2 separate regions of the Homo sapiens genome follow, and region 2 is linked to region 1. A link is an interaction called in ENCODE POLR2A ChIA-PET data of the cell type or tissue named here. Cell type or tissue: IMR-90. All regions are shown on one strand. Each heading gives the region's core, and the rest is flanking DNA. Links, peaks and the distances in the headings are about the cores only.

Evidence for each region. ChIA-PET counts read pairs that join two places held together with the same protein. Peaks named below come from ENCODE experiments on the same cell type or tissue, not always from the same donor. Only the 100,000 strongest peaks of a DNase experiment are listed, where the experiment ranks them.
Region 2: POLR2A ChIA-PET joins it to region 1 with 5 read pairs; 1 of 35 experiments calls an interaction of 5 or more read pairs at or near these places.

The regions. Positions count from the first base shown.
Region 1 is chr2:226,330,640-226,338,688 of GRCh38, forward strand. No RefSeq gene overlaps it. Among named protein-coding and RNA genes, the nearest start is that of MIR5702, 320 kb to the right of the region's middle. In IMR-90, for the core only: no CTCF peak of the experiment used is centred there; a DNase peak (open chromatin) is centred at 4,392; H3K27ac peaks cover 255 bases.
Region 2 is chr2:226,974,177-226,982,111 of GRCh38, forward strand. The region is part of intron 8 of RHBDD1 (rhomboid domain containing 1); the gene reads left to right. It also overlaps a transcript of COL4A4 not described here. Among named protein-coding and RNA genes, the nearest start is that of RHBDD1, 140 kb to the left of the region's middle. In IMR-90, for the core only: no CTCF peak of the experiment used is centred there; a DNase peak (open chromatin) is centred at 3,835.

The DNA.
Region 1 (8,049 bases), core at 1,330-6,329:
TTATAAAGTGGAACAGTAATAGTACTAAATGAAATAAACTCATGGGGAAACTCCATAGAAAGGACAGAAAATTTCAAAAAGTAACCCCTGGTCTATAGCTTCTGTGTGTTTCTTTTTGGGGGGATGGGGGGAAGCTCTTCCATTTTACTTCATGCATTAGGTGAATCACTCAGTTGTGATTTTTCAGAACCATGTGGCTGTTATGCAGATGCACCTCTTACAGCTGCAAGGATACTTCTAAAAGCTTGGCTTCCCTCTGATTATCTACCCTTAGTCAGCCTGCTCTCTTTTAACCATTCTATGGCTACCAACTTATTGGATCATTTCCTAAAATAAAGCCAAGGGGATCCCTGTAGTAACTAGACTCATAGAAAGAGTTTTCCAGCAGTGGAAACTCTTGGTTCATCCCTTTGGCTGCTTTTGATTCAGATAATGTGCAAGGAACTTCATCGACCAATCTCTATTACAACCACATGGTCAGTTCCCTGAGTAAAGCCAACTGGGATCTTTTTCATTCTTCCAGGTTAAGGCTAAGGAAATTCACATCTTGATGGTCTAAAATTGTCTAGGTATAAGAATTAAGGCAAGAAAAGCTGAAGGAGAAAGGCAGACTTGGCCATAAAACAGGCTCATCCACAGCTTCTAGTGGGAAGACAAGAGTCTGTTGGAAACCAAAGTAGAATCTCTGCACATCTGCACCAAGAGAAACCTTCTGAGAAATGGAGAGCTCAGCTCTGCTTATTAAAATAATTATTATGTCTGTTTAATCATTAATTCTGAATAGTGTTCAAATCACTAGTTCTGAATAGTCATCAAATTAACAAAGTATTATACAAGTTAATACTAATTCAATTGTCTTTAGAGTCATTAAATTGATTTCAGCAGTAAGTAGAAGGGTGGGGGTATTTTATCACAAAAGTATGAAAAGAGGAGAGCCCCAGGAATACTGAAAACAACAATAAAATTTTCTCAATCTTGCCCCATGAAATCCTACTTAAAATAGCTTTAGAGGGTTCACTACATTCTCTATTCTCCTTGAGCAACATTTGGGCAACTTTTTCCCATTGGCCATCAGCAAACACATGGAGGCATGTTTGAGCAGCCTAAAATGATGATCCATACATATTCAGGAACTCCCTAATTATTTCCAGTTAGGCCCACAAAAGTGAAAGACTCCTGAGATGGGCTATAACTCGTATTGTTCTAGGGCTTAGTTGTTGTAACTTTCCCAAACAAAGAAATGGCTATGATTCTGTGCATACGACAGAACTTCTCCATCTGCCATATCTAGGACAGTCATATTATCTGATAATATTAATTTTTGTTAATGCATTAATTATTAACAACATTTAATTATTTAAATAAAGGTGGCTTTGTAACTCAGGAATGGAAAACCAAACAACATATGTTCTCACTGACATGTGGGAGCTAAGCTATGAGAACAAAAAGACATAAGAATGATACAGTGGACTTTGGGGACTTGGGGTTGAAGATTGGAAGGTGGGGTGAGGGATAAAAGACAACATATATGGTGCAGTGTATACTGATCAGGTGATGGATGCACCAGGATCTCACAAATCACTACTAAAGAATTTACTCTTAAACCAAATACCCCCTGTACCCCCAATAACTTATGGAAAAAAATAAAAACAAAGGTGATATTGAATTATTGAATGAATGTAATTCCCCAATACGTTTTAAGGAGGTTGGAGGGTGCTAACCACAGGGCATTTTGCAAGCATTGTAATAAGTTAGGAGAGGCAAATTCTACATATAACGAAGATGAGGGATTTGTAAAATTTGAGAAATATTTGAGAGCAGGAGATTACATTTAGGGAAATCTGAGTGCTTTATGGAAGGAAAGGAAAAGAGACAAAAAGAACCCAGGAACAACAACAACAAAAAAGGCCACTATATGAACTTTTCTAAGTTCTAAATTTTTTTATGAGACAACTCACTCCTCTGCTTTTCCTAGCAGATCTTCAGTAGATTCTATGCTGACCAATGCTTGCTTCTCTCTTATTAGAATAGCAGAGAACATAGACAGATAGTTTCAAGAGGATAATGAAAGGACAACTGACATCTGGGTCACCTATGGTGTGTTTCAGTAGTTTCCGCCATACACCATGTATGATATTAAGCCAATTCTCCAACAGATACTCCATTAATAGCTGAATCCCTTTTTCTCATCCATTATCTTACATTATCTACATTGGTCAACTCTTACATATTCTCTCAACAAATATCCATTGAACACTAACTTTTTAGGGGATACTTAGCTAGATCTTTGAGAAAGTTAGAGTTGAATCAGCCATTTATTTTGCCTTTGAAAGGAAAACAATCCAATAGGAACAGTGAGACCTAGGCACTGGTAACTATAATCCAGTGTAGAAATTGAGAGATGCCGTAAGAATGGGAGATTAAAGCATTTAATCAAAGGGAAAGGAGTTAAGTAAGAATGTGTAGAGGATTTAGGACTTCAGTTGATTCTGAGAGGAGATTTAAAATCAATCAAAATCAATGAGTCAGGTGTTTCCAATAAAACAATGATCTGCAATTCAGAATTTTGTTGTGCTGATGGTTACTGCAATAAAATGTTTCACCCCCTTGCAAGGCTCATAGTCTAAAGGTATAAGATTTGGATAGTAGAACAAATCCATTATGTGATTCACACTCCTACCTATAGCAACCAAATGTGACATGAAGAATAACAAAAAGAAAAAAATCCCGTACTTGGGAGACATTAAACGTACATGTTTTATTAGTCCGTTTCTACACTGCTATAAAGAACTACCCAAGACTGGGTAATTTATAAAGTAAAAATGTTTAATTGACTCACAGTTCTGCAGACATAACAGGAAGCATGACTGGAAGCCTTCAGGAAACTTGCAATCATGGCGAAAGGCAAAGGGGAAGCCAGCACTTCTTACCATGGCAGACCACTAGAGAAAGAGAGAGGAAACTGGGAAGTGCCACACACTAAAAAAAACAGCTCATGAGAACTCACTCACTATCATGAGAACAGCAAGGGGGAAGTTTGCCACTTGACCCAATCACCTACCACCAGGCCCCACCCCTGACACATGGTGATTACAATTCCGGATGAGATTTGAGTGGAGCCAAATCTCATTCCAGATGATAGCCAAACCATATCCCTTTTATTATTTCTAAAGAATGGAGAGGACTGGGTGTGGTAGCTCACACCTGTAATCCCAGCACTTTAGGAGGCCAAGGTGAGTGGATCACCTCAGGTCAGGAGTTCAAGATTAGCCTGGCCAACATGGTGAAACCCAATCTCTACTAAGAATACAAAAAAAAAAAAAAAAAAACAGTAGCCGAGCGTGTTGGCAGGTGCCTGTAATCCCAGCTACTCCGGAGGCTGAGGCAGGAGAATCGCTTGAACCCGGGAGGCGGAGGTTGCAGTGAGCTGAGATCACATTACTGCACTCCAGCCTGGGCAACAGAATAAGACTCCATCTCAAAAAAAGAAAGAATAAAAATACTCATTCTCTATAATCACATAAAATATGTCTCCTCTTTCCAAAACTATGGCATTGCCCTTCCAAAGTGGAAATCAAACTAGGGAACAGAGACTTACAGAAGCTGAAAACTGGTAACTTTAGGGTAGTAATTCTACTAAAATTTTTTAATCTAACTGTCATTTTAATTATAAAATAATAAAAATAATTAGACTACACAGAAAAAGATAAACTCCAATTTAAAATACAACTGTAATGTGGGAGAAAGCAATTTTTCTCAAAGAATATTATTCTAGGCCCTTACTGAATAGTGTGGATAGCATTTAAATTCCTTTATCACAGCTTAAACTGGTGCTGCTTTATAGAAGTGTTCATATCTGTAATGAGGCTCGAACCCCAAACACGAACACATTCAAGCACAAGATAAAGGCAATTGCTGAATATTAATGAATTTATTGTAGGAAGAGCTACTGAGTTTTCACACACTGTCTTATTCAAAGCTGACTCTATTTCAGCAGAACTCTGCCACCATCTGTCATGATACCAAATATGACTGATCATGAAATAAATAAATGACTGAAAAAATGTGTTCAATTATTTCCTTTGGAGCTTACCATACAGCAAGGGTCAATCCAGGCCAACGTTAGTTTGCCACTTTTTCTAGCTTTCTAAGGCTCTCACCACCACTACACTCCTAATAATTATATATTTCCTAATATCGCTAGACCTAATTTTGTGTTTATGCAAAACAGAAATGCAGATCCTGCAGAAGTGTCTCACATTATATAAATTGTAGATACATTAGAACTGATTATTAAGTCCTGGTTTCTTTTCCCTCCCCGACCACAAACACACACACACACACACACACGCATCCTAATTACTGACTACATTTGGGCATGCTAAATAAAATAAACAAATGAGTCAAAAAAATTTAAGCTCCTTATGCTTATAGAAGGGACCTAGGAGTAAAGAGTCAAGAAAGGACAAGCCTGGATCATGGGAATATCGTGCCTGGAGACCTCACATGAGGTCAGTACTTTTGCTGGATTACTTTTAGCTGTCATGCCACGAGCCTTGTCTTATGACATTCCTATTTTTTTGCCACTCAGATGTTGTTGAGAATATTTTTCATGATAGGCACAAAGGTCTCTCTGTGAGCAACCACTGGAGAATGTTTTTTTTTTTTTTTTCATTTCTAGCTCCAACAATAGATGTATTTCTCATAAGTTATTAGCTTTGCTTTTCATCCTACAGGCGATGTAAGTTGTGAAATTCATCACGTTTCCTTTTTTTATATTTACTGCTATGAAACCCAACCCCAGACAAGTCCATGATCCATCTCTTCTGAAAACAGTCTCCCAGATGCCTAGAGCACAGCAATCGAGGGGCCGTTCTCAGGATGCCTCGCTAGCCTCAGATTCTGACCTCACAGCCCAGCAGGTGTGCAGCATGATTGCTAACTGAACTCTCAGTTCACCTTATTTTTTTCTCAGTTCATGATTTCCTCACTTCCATGTATTATTATTTTGTAGGCAGTTTTAATATATCTATCTTCAATCTGAGGAGTGTAAGTAGATTGTTTAAAGCTATAGAAAACCCAATGCTCATCAAAATTTCCCAGTCAAATTTATCTGCTGTATTATTAGGACTTTCAGAGAGATCATGAGCCTACACTGGTATCTGTATCATGTTCACAGATTTGTGCATTTATAAAATTGTTTAGCTAACAAAAAAGTGAGACTGCATATTGCAATGTTTAACCAAGCAGGTTTTAGAGCCAGTTTAATGGAGTTCAACTTCCAGCTCTGTCATTTAACAGCTATGAGACCAAAGGAAAATTACTTAACCTCTCTTGGTTTCCTCATCACATAAAATAAGAATAAAAGTAGTAACTACTTCATAAGGTTATTATGAAGAGCAAATGAATTAGGTGAAAAGATTTAGCATAGTGCCTGGAGGCTGGTAAATAATATAAAAGCATTTATGTCATTGGTGTATCAATCTAAATTCTTCTTTGTGTTGTATCTGGTACATTTAAAACATCTTCTTAACATTCTTACCTATTATGTAAGTATTAAGCATCATTGTGAATAGTTAAAAAATGAAAGTAATCTGCACAGAAAATGAAATAATCCCCCAAATAAAAAAGCGACCTACATAATGGGAGAAAAATATTTGCAAACCGTGTATCTGATAAAAGGTTATTATCCAAAATATACAAGGAACTCAACAGGAAGAAAACAACCAAATTTTTTAAATGAGCAAAGAATCTGAATAGACATTTTTCCAAAGAAGACACACAAACGGCCAACAGGCATACAAAGAGGTGCTCATCATCATGAATCATCAGAGAAATGAAAACCAAAACCACAATAAGATATCACCTCACACCTGTTAGGATGGTTATTATTAAAAGAAAAAGAGATAACGAGTGTTGGTGAGAGTATGGAGAAAAGGGAACCTTGTACACTGTTGGTGAAATTGTAACTTGGTATAGCCATTATGGAAAACAGTATGGAGGTTTCTCAAAAAATTAAAAATAGAACTACTCCAGCAATCCCACTTCTGGGTATATATCTAAAGGAAATAAAATCAGCATTTTTGAAGTTAAGTTATAAGATGTTATCTTTTATATAAATATTACCATATAAGTTTATAGTATATTTATAGTTTATAATTTTATAATATATTATATATTAAAATATCTTTTATATAAATATTTTAAAGATAAAAAGATATTTTATCATGTAAAATCAGCATCTATACCACCATGTTCATTGCAGCATTATTCACAGTAACCAAGATGTGTAAACTACCTAAGAGCCGATCAATAGATAAAGAAATTGTAATATACCAAGAGATGAATTTTTTCTTTTCACCTCTTGGCATAATGCTATTTAAAAGGCTTGTATTTTCTCTTTATACAATTTTCACCTTTACTTTCAAAGTGTTTTGTTGTATTTGGCTATTGCAGAGAACGCATTGTCCTATCATTTGTAAACTTGGTCTGCTTTCTACGTTCATGGTATGGAAATGATGTGATTCTTTGTACAGTTTATGCTGATGTTCCTTGTAATGCAGTAGAGGCTATTTTGCCTTCCCTCTTCTTTCTCATCATTTTGTAAACTCCATAATTATGAAGTGATTGCTTGAGAAAATAACATATAAACATAGAATAGAGTAGACTGACCAAGATGGTTTACAATTTCTTTTTTTAACTGGGTTATTCTGTATTTCTGAACCACTTGGCAGAGAAATTCGCAATACTTAATGTTCATATTTTGAGTAAAGGAAGCTAAAACCATCTTTTCTTTTTGGTACTACATGCATTAGCAAAAGGTTAGGTAAGTTTGTGAAGTCATATTTAACATCTCAAAAAATAATCTTGCGTGTTCCATAGTTTTGTATTAAATCGGTCATGTCATAGGCACTACGTCAAGTACAAATAGGTTGTTTACTTGTTTACAGTCGTATAGTAACAAATTCTCCCTCACAGCTTCAGATTGGTATCTATAGACTTATAGTTCAAATACAATACCTGAATATCCCAAGTAGTTCTTCCTAAACCCAGTTGAGCATAGAAGAGATGTAACAGGGAGGTGCAGTGTGTGGAAGCTGCAAACAAGTAGGCCAAAATGAAAGGAATCTACACAGAAAATGAAATAACCAACACAAAAAAGAAACCTGCAGAATGGGAGAAAATATTTTCAAACCATGTATCTGATAAAGGGTTATTATCCAAAATATACAAGGAACTCAACATCAAGAAAACAAATAAACCAATTTTTTAATTGGGCAAAGACCCTGATTAGATAGAGTTTGAATCTTGCACTGGTAATATACCAGAGCCCTATTAGTTTAGTGATTAGGTATGAGGATAGGAAACACTTTCTGTAATCATATGAAAAAGCTGAATAAACTTAAAGTGAACATTTTTTTAGACCCAAGTAAAAGGAAAGAATAATCACCCAGAGAAGTCTCCACAGAAAAGGCCTAGAGAAAAAGAATTTACCAGAACCTTATTCAAGCCAGGAAGACATCTGTCCCCAACTAGTCCTCTCTAGCTTTCCTGTCTCACTAGGGAAGGGAACCATGGAAAAATACTTGGGAAGATCACAGCCCAGAGACACAAGTCAAGAAAAATACCAAATCAAGGACACTAGAGAAAGTTAAAACCTCCAGTCCTACAGCTACAGCAAACAATAAACACAGCACAGTTACCAGCCATATTCATATAAATCATCACACTGAAGGCCCAGTTATCTCAGTTCCTGTTACCCGATGCAACATGTCCAGCTTCCAAGAAAAAAGGATAAGGCATTCCAAACCAAGAAAAAAAAAAAAGGAAAAACAGTCTTAAGAGGCGTAGTAAACAACAGAAACAGACTCAGACATGACACAGATGTTGGACTTATCAGGCAGGGATTTAAAATAATTATAATTAATGCATCAAGGGCTCAATGGGAAAAAAGTAGACAGCATTCAAGAACAGTTGAGTAAAGTAAGCAAAGAGAAAAAACCCTAAGAAAGAAACAAAGGGAAATGTTAGATATTAATTTCTTTGATA
Region 2 (7,935 bases), core at 1,247-6,246, 640 kb after region 1:
CCGCTGAAGAGGGACTTGAGCCCAGAGTGTTGTATGGGTGTTGCCCTTTTTTTATTTTATTTTATTTTATTTTATTTTTGAGACAGAGTCTCGCTCTGTCGCCCAGGCTGGAGTGCAGTGGTGTGATCTCGGCTCATTGCAAGCTCCACCCCCTGGGTTCACGCCATTCTTCTGCCTCAGCCTCCTGAGTAGCTGGAATTACAGGCGCCCACCACTGGGCCTGGCTAATTTTTTGTATTTTTAGTAGAGACGGGGTTTCACCGTGTTAGCCAGGATGGTTTCGATCTCCTGACCTCATGATCCACAGGTCTTGGCCTCCCAAAGTGCTGGGATTACAGGCGTGAGCCACCGTGCCCGGCCTGGGTGTTGCTCTTTTTAGTCCTGACTGTCAAGGTATTAACTTCTTTAGAGTCACTTTTTCGTTGAACAAGGATGTACAAAAGAGACATCTAGTTATTACATTCTTCTGGTTTGGTTCTAAAATAAATGGGAAGGTACCTGTGGAAGTGATTTGTATAGATTTCCAGGCACCAGGATCCTCTTTAGTGTCCCGCACCCAAGAGCAGGGTGGATACTCCCTGCAGGCTGAGAGTCGTGAACTGTACAGTGCTGAGAGTCGTGAACCATACAGTGCTCACGGTGTCATCGTATAATTGGAGATCACTCTTTTCAGGTACCTCGCCAGTGCGTGGCTCAGGGACATCCTGGAGATCTTGGTGCTCCCATTACCATTTTCAGGCCATGTATCTCTTCCAGGCTGTGCTCCTGTGGCACAGATGAGGCCTAGTTCCACTGCTCTGATGGCCACACGTGAATCAGCAGCAGTGACTCCTTGGTACGTGGAGAGAACTGGGACTCTTAGTGGGTAGCAAGGAAATTATGTTTTTAAAACCACCAGCTCCTCCTTCCATTTAGTTGGCAGTTCCATTTCTAATATAAAATCTTTCAGATCTGAGCTCTCCTAGGGCCTCCCAAGATTTAATATGGTGCCCCAGAATGATAAATGAGAATAAAGAGAAACTCTTCATAACAGGACCATGTAGAAAAGGTGGAATCGATGCCCCTGAGGTAATTAACTTGATTGTGGTACTCATTTCACTACACACACAAACACACACACACACATCTATAAATACATATATAAAATCATCACGTTGTACACCTTAAACTTATACAATTTTATTTGTCAATTAGACCTCAATAAAGCTGGAGGTGAGGGAGGCCCGAACTCAATGACAGTTTGCTTTCCTCAGAATGGCCATGGGGTGAGGGAGGGCCCCACTCCTAGAGGGAGCAACTTCTTGATTTTCCTCATTCTTATTTCCCCCTCGGGCCACCCAGAAGCCAGGCCAGTCCTACTCAGATGATAGAAAACCTTATTAGCCCTCCTAATGAAATGGGCAGTTTGGTACAGAAGAGGGGAATCTGCTTGGATTTAAAGATGGCGTCAAACTATTGTCCAATGCAGGGAAATACATTTATTTCTACATGCAGAAGGAACTCATTAAAATCTGTTAGGCTTGGAATTTTCGACAATGATTTGTACATAAACTCCTTAAGTATTGCCTTGTGTACTGACATATTAAAAGTTATGATGATGCTTAGGAACTACAGATTATTTAGAAAATGTTTGAAAAGAGATAATACACAAAAGCAAGATTTCATTGTCACCAATAGATAGCAGGCAAGATTACCTTGTCCCTCTGAGGGTTCTGATTGAGTGCATTTGGCTGCAGGAGTAATGTAAGTGGCCCCAGGGTTGTTGTGTTCTGTATCTAGATCTGGGGAACAGTCACACTCATGGTTCCAGTTGAAAATAGGTCTCCTGCCCCCATTAGCATAGCAGGGCCTGTCTGGTCACAAGTCCTGGCTGTTTGGTTTGGAGACTATGTGCAGTATGGATTGGAGCAGAGGTACAAAGCCCCAAGTTTTTGGTACTAGGGACACTTGGAAGGTGTGAGAGCACAGCCTGCTCTTCCCTCAAGGCCAGCCCAAACTTAGCAGCCAAGCAGGGCTTCTGGGGCAGTCCAGGTGTGGAGCTCTTGTCCATTGTCACTTAAGTCCTCTGTCACCTTGTCTGTGTCCTCTGGTCATACTAGATCTTGGATATGCCCACCCCCCTGGAGACACCACTAGACAAAGAGAAATGAGGATGTCTAGTCAGTGACTTCCCAAGTCCAAGTCGAGACGTCTGCTTCAGCTGCTTTGACATGCAGCAACATCAAAGGAGCAGTACCCCAATATAGTAACAATTTGTTGTAAATTATCAAAATGTGTGAGCTTTACCCACGCCTCCTTACCTGGAAACCCTCCCCTGCCTTTTCCTCTTCTTTGACTATCCCATCTTCACTGTGTAGGAGACTCACCACCGTATACTGATGAAGAATGCACACAGTTCCGTGTGGTGCTGCTGCTACCTTAAGCTCATCTAGAACACTTAGAGGAAGAGAAGAGACCCCAGTCCAACTTCACACATCAGGCTATTGTCTCATTTTGAGAGGAGGAGAGAAGGGAGGGTTAGGAGTACCTTAACGGGGCCTGGGTGTGGCTTCTAAGTGCTGCAGGCACAAGGTACTATGACTTGGGCCTATCGGGTAGGTGTCTGGAGTGAGGCCTCTTGGCCCTGGGTCACAAGGGCAGTGATAAATTTCAGTGACCACAATACTGCTCTGATATTTTTCCCCACTTGGTGGCATTTTATATATAAAACTGAGGCTTCATTTATTTTGACCCCCTCCTCCCATTGAAAGAGCCATTATCTATTTCTTAGAGGCCCCAAACAAACAGGGTGGATGGCAGAGGCCTCTTGTCTGGCACAAGACTCGGGTTCCTGGTTTACCCTTCAGGCTGGGATAAGGCTGGCCTCACAAGTGAGACTCAGAAACAAGCCACTGCTCTCATGAATGCCTGTCTTCATGGAAAAAGGGATCTTTTTGGTCATTTGTTTCTGTGCCTTTGTTCTGGAAATGAGGAACTTGAGGCCCAGAGAAGTCAAGGAGCATCATTGGATGTCTCGCGTCTCTGGTTTCCCAGTTCAGTTTGTGTCTCCCCTTCGGCAAGCTCCCCCTCCCTTTAGTTTTGCATTTAACACAGTCTTGCCTTCATGACTGCCGCCTCCTTTTTTTCTGTAAACACAAATATGAAGTGTATTTGCTTTGCTTTTCAGCCTTGTCTGCCCCACTGAGTGTCCGAAATAGCCGGCTGGAATTCATGAGAATGTTACGTCTTCAGATGTTTATAATCCAAAAGAATCCCTTATGGTTTTTAATAATAAAACAACTTAGATGTCGGTATTTTGTGTTGGAAAGGCGAGCAAAGTTCACAATGCAGCAATTACAATGCAGTGCATTATGTATAATTTGTAGCCTGCCCCAGGAGCAATGGTGAACCGTGAAACACCATCCTGGCCCTGTAGCATAATTAGCAGGATCAAACGCTGCACAGGGAGAAGCATAATAGTTGTCATCCGAGGTAAATAAAAGTAAGGAAAAGTTCTGATACACCCCAAATTATATAAAGAGCAGCCCCTATATCAGGCTGCAAATATGTCAAGAGTCTTCATTGCTAATTGAAGAAATCTTTTGAGGTTTAGCAGCTCATAAATTCACACTGGGAATTGGCCTATTGTTCTAAGTCTTGTCTTTGGAATGTAACAGTTGTACTTTTATATTGAGTTCCTCCAATAGTACCATTGTAAACATGAAGAGTTTGCATTTTAACGTAAATTTGAACAATGTGGTTTTAAAAGAGTTCACCACATCAAAAAGAGGCTGTTTGGGCATGTTTTATGCATTCTTTTCTCTATAGTATTTAAAGCTATAAATGACTCATAGAAGTATGTTCCATTTAGATCTGTCATGTTGGTGTAGTGTCCTCACTGGAGCTTGTACTGCCCTTATTTTTTTCTACTGTGAGATAATTATCTGAAAACAGGTCTAGGCCTTTTGCCAAGTCACTTGCCCTTAATCTGTCTTCAGATCCATAGAAACAATTCTAGAACGCTGTTACACTTGGACTAAACAGCAACACATTTTGTGCCTTTTCATGATCATCTTTTTTTTAAAATTCAAATATTCAATTTGTACTCTTTTTTCTCCATGTACCAATTACAACCCTTCCTATAGCCTGCTAGCCCCCCATTAAAAATCTCTAATTTTTTGCCAAGCCACTAGTTGGAGTAGAGAAAGGTTGGATGGTAAAGGGAAACATGTGTGTACTGGTGTCCAAAGCAAACTGGCGGAATATGAAGAGTGCTGGGCTTGGATCTGACCCCTGGACATATGGACCATACCGTTTTCTGGTGTGAGACCTCAAGAAACTGCCCACCTACGTCGAGCCTCAGTCTTTACATCTGTATAATGAAGGCAATATTTAGCACTCTACACCTCCTTCCATTCCTGCATTTGTTCATTTATTTGTTCATCCCCAGGCATAGAATGTGGACATAAACCCTCACTGTCCTTGCCCCCATGGAGCTCACAACGCAGTGAGAATGCACGCTGTCAAAATGATTAGATTCACGAGTAATCACTAACCATGGCATCATGTGCTGTGAAGGGAGGGGATCCTGTGAGAGCTTCAGGCAAAGGACCCTCACTGGGGGTGATCAGAGGACACAGTCACTTCCCTGGAGAAGTTGTGTTTGAGCCAAGAGCTAGAGGACATGAAGCAAGGAGAGATGTTTGTTTTTGAAAAGCTCTCCCAGCTACTGTGTGGAGAATGGCTGGTAGGAAGACAGGAGCGAGTGTGGGGAAATGGTTTAGGGTTGTGTTAGAGTTCTTCAGAGGGACAGAAACCAATAGGATGTAGGTATGTATAAAAAAGAGTTTATTATGGAGAATCAGCTAAGTGATTACAAGCAAAGTCCTATGATAGGCCATCTGCGGGCTGGGGAAAGAAAGAAGCTATTCGTGTGGCTCATTCCCAGTCCAAAAGCCTCAAAACAAAGGAAACCTGCAGCGCAGCCGTCAGTCTGAGGCCCAAGGCCCAAGAGCCCCCAAGAGGCCACTGCTGAAAGTCCCAGTGTCCAAGAGCTGAAGAAACTGCAGTCTCATTGTTGTAGGACTTTCTCCTCAGTTCAGCTAAAAACTAGGTTCTTGTCACACAACCAGGAAAGATAAGGCTTATGGACACATAGAAGGGTGAGAAAAGCAGAATTTATTGGGTGAAAAAAGGAAAAAACTCAGCAAAGCAAGATGGTTCCTGTTAACAGGCCCCCATCTCACCAATTGAATCCCAGGTCACCACCCAGGAACAGGAGGGGCCAGGCTCCTCCCCCCTGCAAATGGCTGGAACTTCCCGAGACCCCACCCCATCCTCCCATTGCACAGGTCAGTTGGAGATTCTCTAGGAGCCCGTTTTACTTGGCTGGCTCATCATATTCAAAGGCAGGAGGAGAGGAAGCAAGCATCCCGCACAGGAGGAGAGAGGAAGAGCAAGAAGACTCAGCAGGCTGGGTACCCTTCTACCGTCTGCCCTGTTCTAGCCATACTGGCAATCCACTGGATGGTGCCCACCCACATTGGGGCGCATCTTCCTCTCTCAGTCGCCTGACTTGAATGTCGGTCAGTCTCTGGCAACTTTCAGAAACACCCAGGAGCACTGCTTCACCAGCCATCTAGTCATCCCTCAAGCCAGTCTAGTTCACACCTACATTAACCATCACAGCGGTTTAGGCACTGGTCTAGGCCCATGATACAGGTGACTCAAACATAGTTGGTGACAGGACAGATAGAGAACAATGGACAAATTTGGGAATGTTCAGGTTAAAATGACAGGTTTTGATGGATTGAATTTGGGGACAGGACGAGTGGAAGAGGAAGGTGTCAAGGAAGACTCTAGGGTCTGGGCTTGTGTGACTAACCAGAGGGATAGTGGGGGCATTTCTGAGAAGGGCAGCCTGGAAAGGGGGTCATTAGTGTAACAGTCAGCACCACTTACCTTTCATTGCTTTGACCCAGGTGCTCATATCCTTTAATTCATTTGGTCCTCAGAACACACCCATGAGCTAGATTTTACAGATAAGAAAATTGAGGATCAGTGAATAAAGTAGCTTATCCTAGGACACAAAATAAGAGGCAAAGCCAGTATTCAACCTCAGCTCTTTCTGATTCAGAACCCATGCCCTACTCTCGTTCCCCACCAGAGCGAGGTAGCAGAAGGGCAGCTTTGTAAGACACCGGTATCCACTCCAGATTTGGTAAGCAAGGTTCTAAGCAGAATGAAATGCCTGGAAGAGAAAACGGGAGATTTGGGGTGTGGTTCTGTGCCTCTTAGCTCTTAGGAAAACCATTTACCTTCTCTGAACTTCCATTTCCCATCTCTGACATGAGCAAGTCAGATCTACCATCCTGAAGACACCCCTCGTGTTCTGGAAATGCATGATATTTATGATGTCATCCTGGATGCATCTCATACACAGTCTCCCATCCACACTTAATTAAATCTGTAGGGTTCCTTATGGTCTTAAAACCATATAGTCCTTTCTCTGCTAGCTTTTTATCTGGCCAAAGCACATATTTAGATACTTCCAATGAAGTTCAGAGAGCAACATATTCCTCTTCCCTTATCTAAATCTTCAGTTACCCAAGATGAGCCTAATTCTAGGTTCCTAACTTGGGATTGATGTTTAAAAAATTTAGTTCTGGAGTTTTCTTTTTCTGTTCATAAAATGTTTTATTTTACTAGAATTTATAAATAATTAATGTCTATTAATAGGCATGTAGGAATAACTCATTTTTTGTTGTTATTGAATATCTCTCCGTAGCAGAGACCATTTTAAAATAATTTCTGAGTTTAATTCTAGTTCAGTTTGAGACTGAGGCAGGCCATTTCAAGGGTGTAAAACCAGTCTGAGACACTCCTTGGCCTTCCTGAGGCTGGATGGGCTTGTTTGTAAGAGATGTTAGGTTTCCATCACTCTGAGTAAACTATCACAAGGACAGAAAACCAAACACCGCATGTTCTCACTCATAGGTGGAAATTGAACAATGAGAACACTTGGACACAGGGTGGGGAACATCATACACTGGGGCCTGTCATGGGGTGAGGGATGGGGGAGGGATAGCACTGGGAGAAATACCTAATGTAAATGCCGAGTTGATGGGTGCAGCGGGCCAGCATGGCACATGTATACCTATGTAACGAGACCACACATTGTGCACATGTACCCTAGAACTTAAAGTATAATAAAAAATAAATAAATAAAGGAGCTCATTGAACTTCAAAAAATTTTTTAAAAAAGGAGCTCATTGAACTTCAAAAAAAAAAAAAAGATGTTAGTTTTCAGTCACAGGATTGTCTCCTGCCTCTGTAGGTTAGCACACACAAGCACACACTCATGCAAACACATGCAGGCACACACATCCATGCACTCATCCACATGCACACACATACACACACACACACACACTTTCTCTAATGGGGAACAAGATTAGGATTTGGGAGAGGGATAATGAGTTAATCAGACCTAAAAGAACACACAAAAAGTGGTTAATTAGACTCAGGGTTAAATGCCATCAAATACAGAAACAGGCGTGGTTTTAAAATGACCATCATACTTCTCAGACAGTTTTTCACATCACAGAAACTGGCTTCCCAGCCACCACAATTCTAGGCTAACTCTGACCCACATAAGAATTTCTCAGCTCTGGGGTGCAGAGAGCAAGGGCTCCTGCTTGTTTGTGCATTTCTCCAGATGGCTTCTCACTGCCACGTATCTCATGGAGCTTATCTACTCCAAACAGATAAAGGTTGCATCGCCCTCATGGTCCAAGTTATCTAGACCTTTGTGGAGAAGCCCACCCTGGTTTCCTAAACCACAAGCTGCTGCCTCTCAAAATTCATGGCTATCATACTTTTGATAAGTATATCATTCCTCTTTCACATATTTTCAACTTCCCCCCGCCCTCTTTTCTTTTCTTGCCCAGCAAGCAC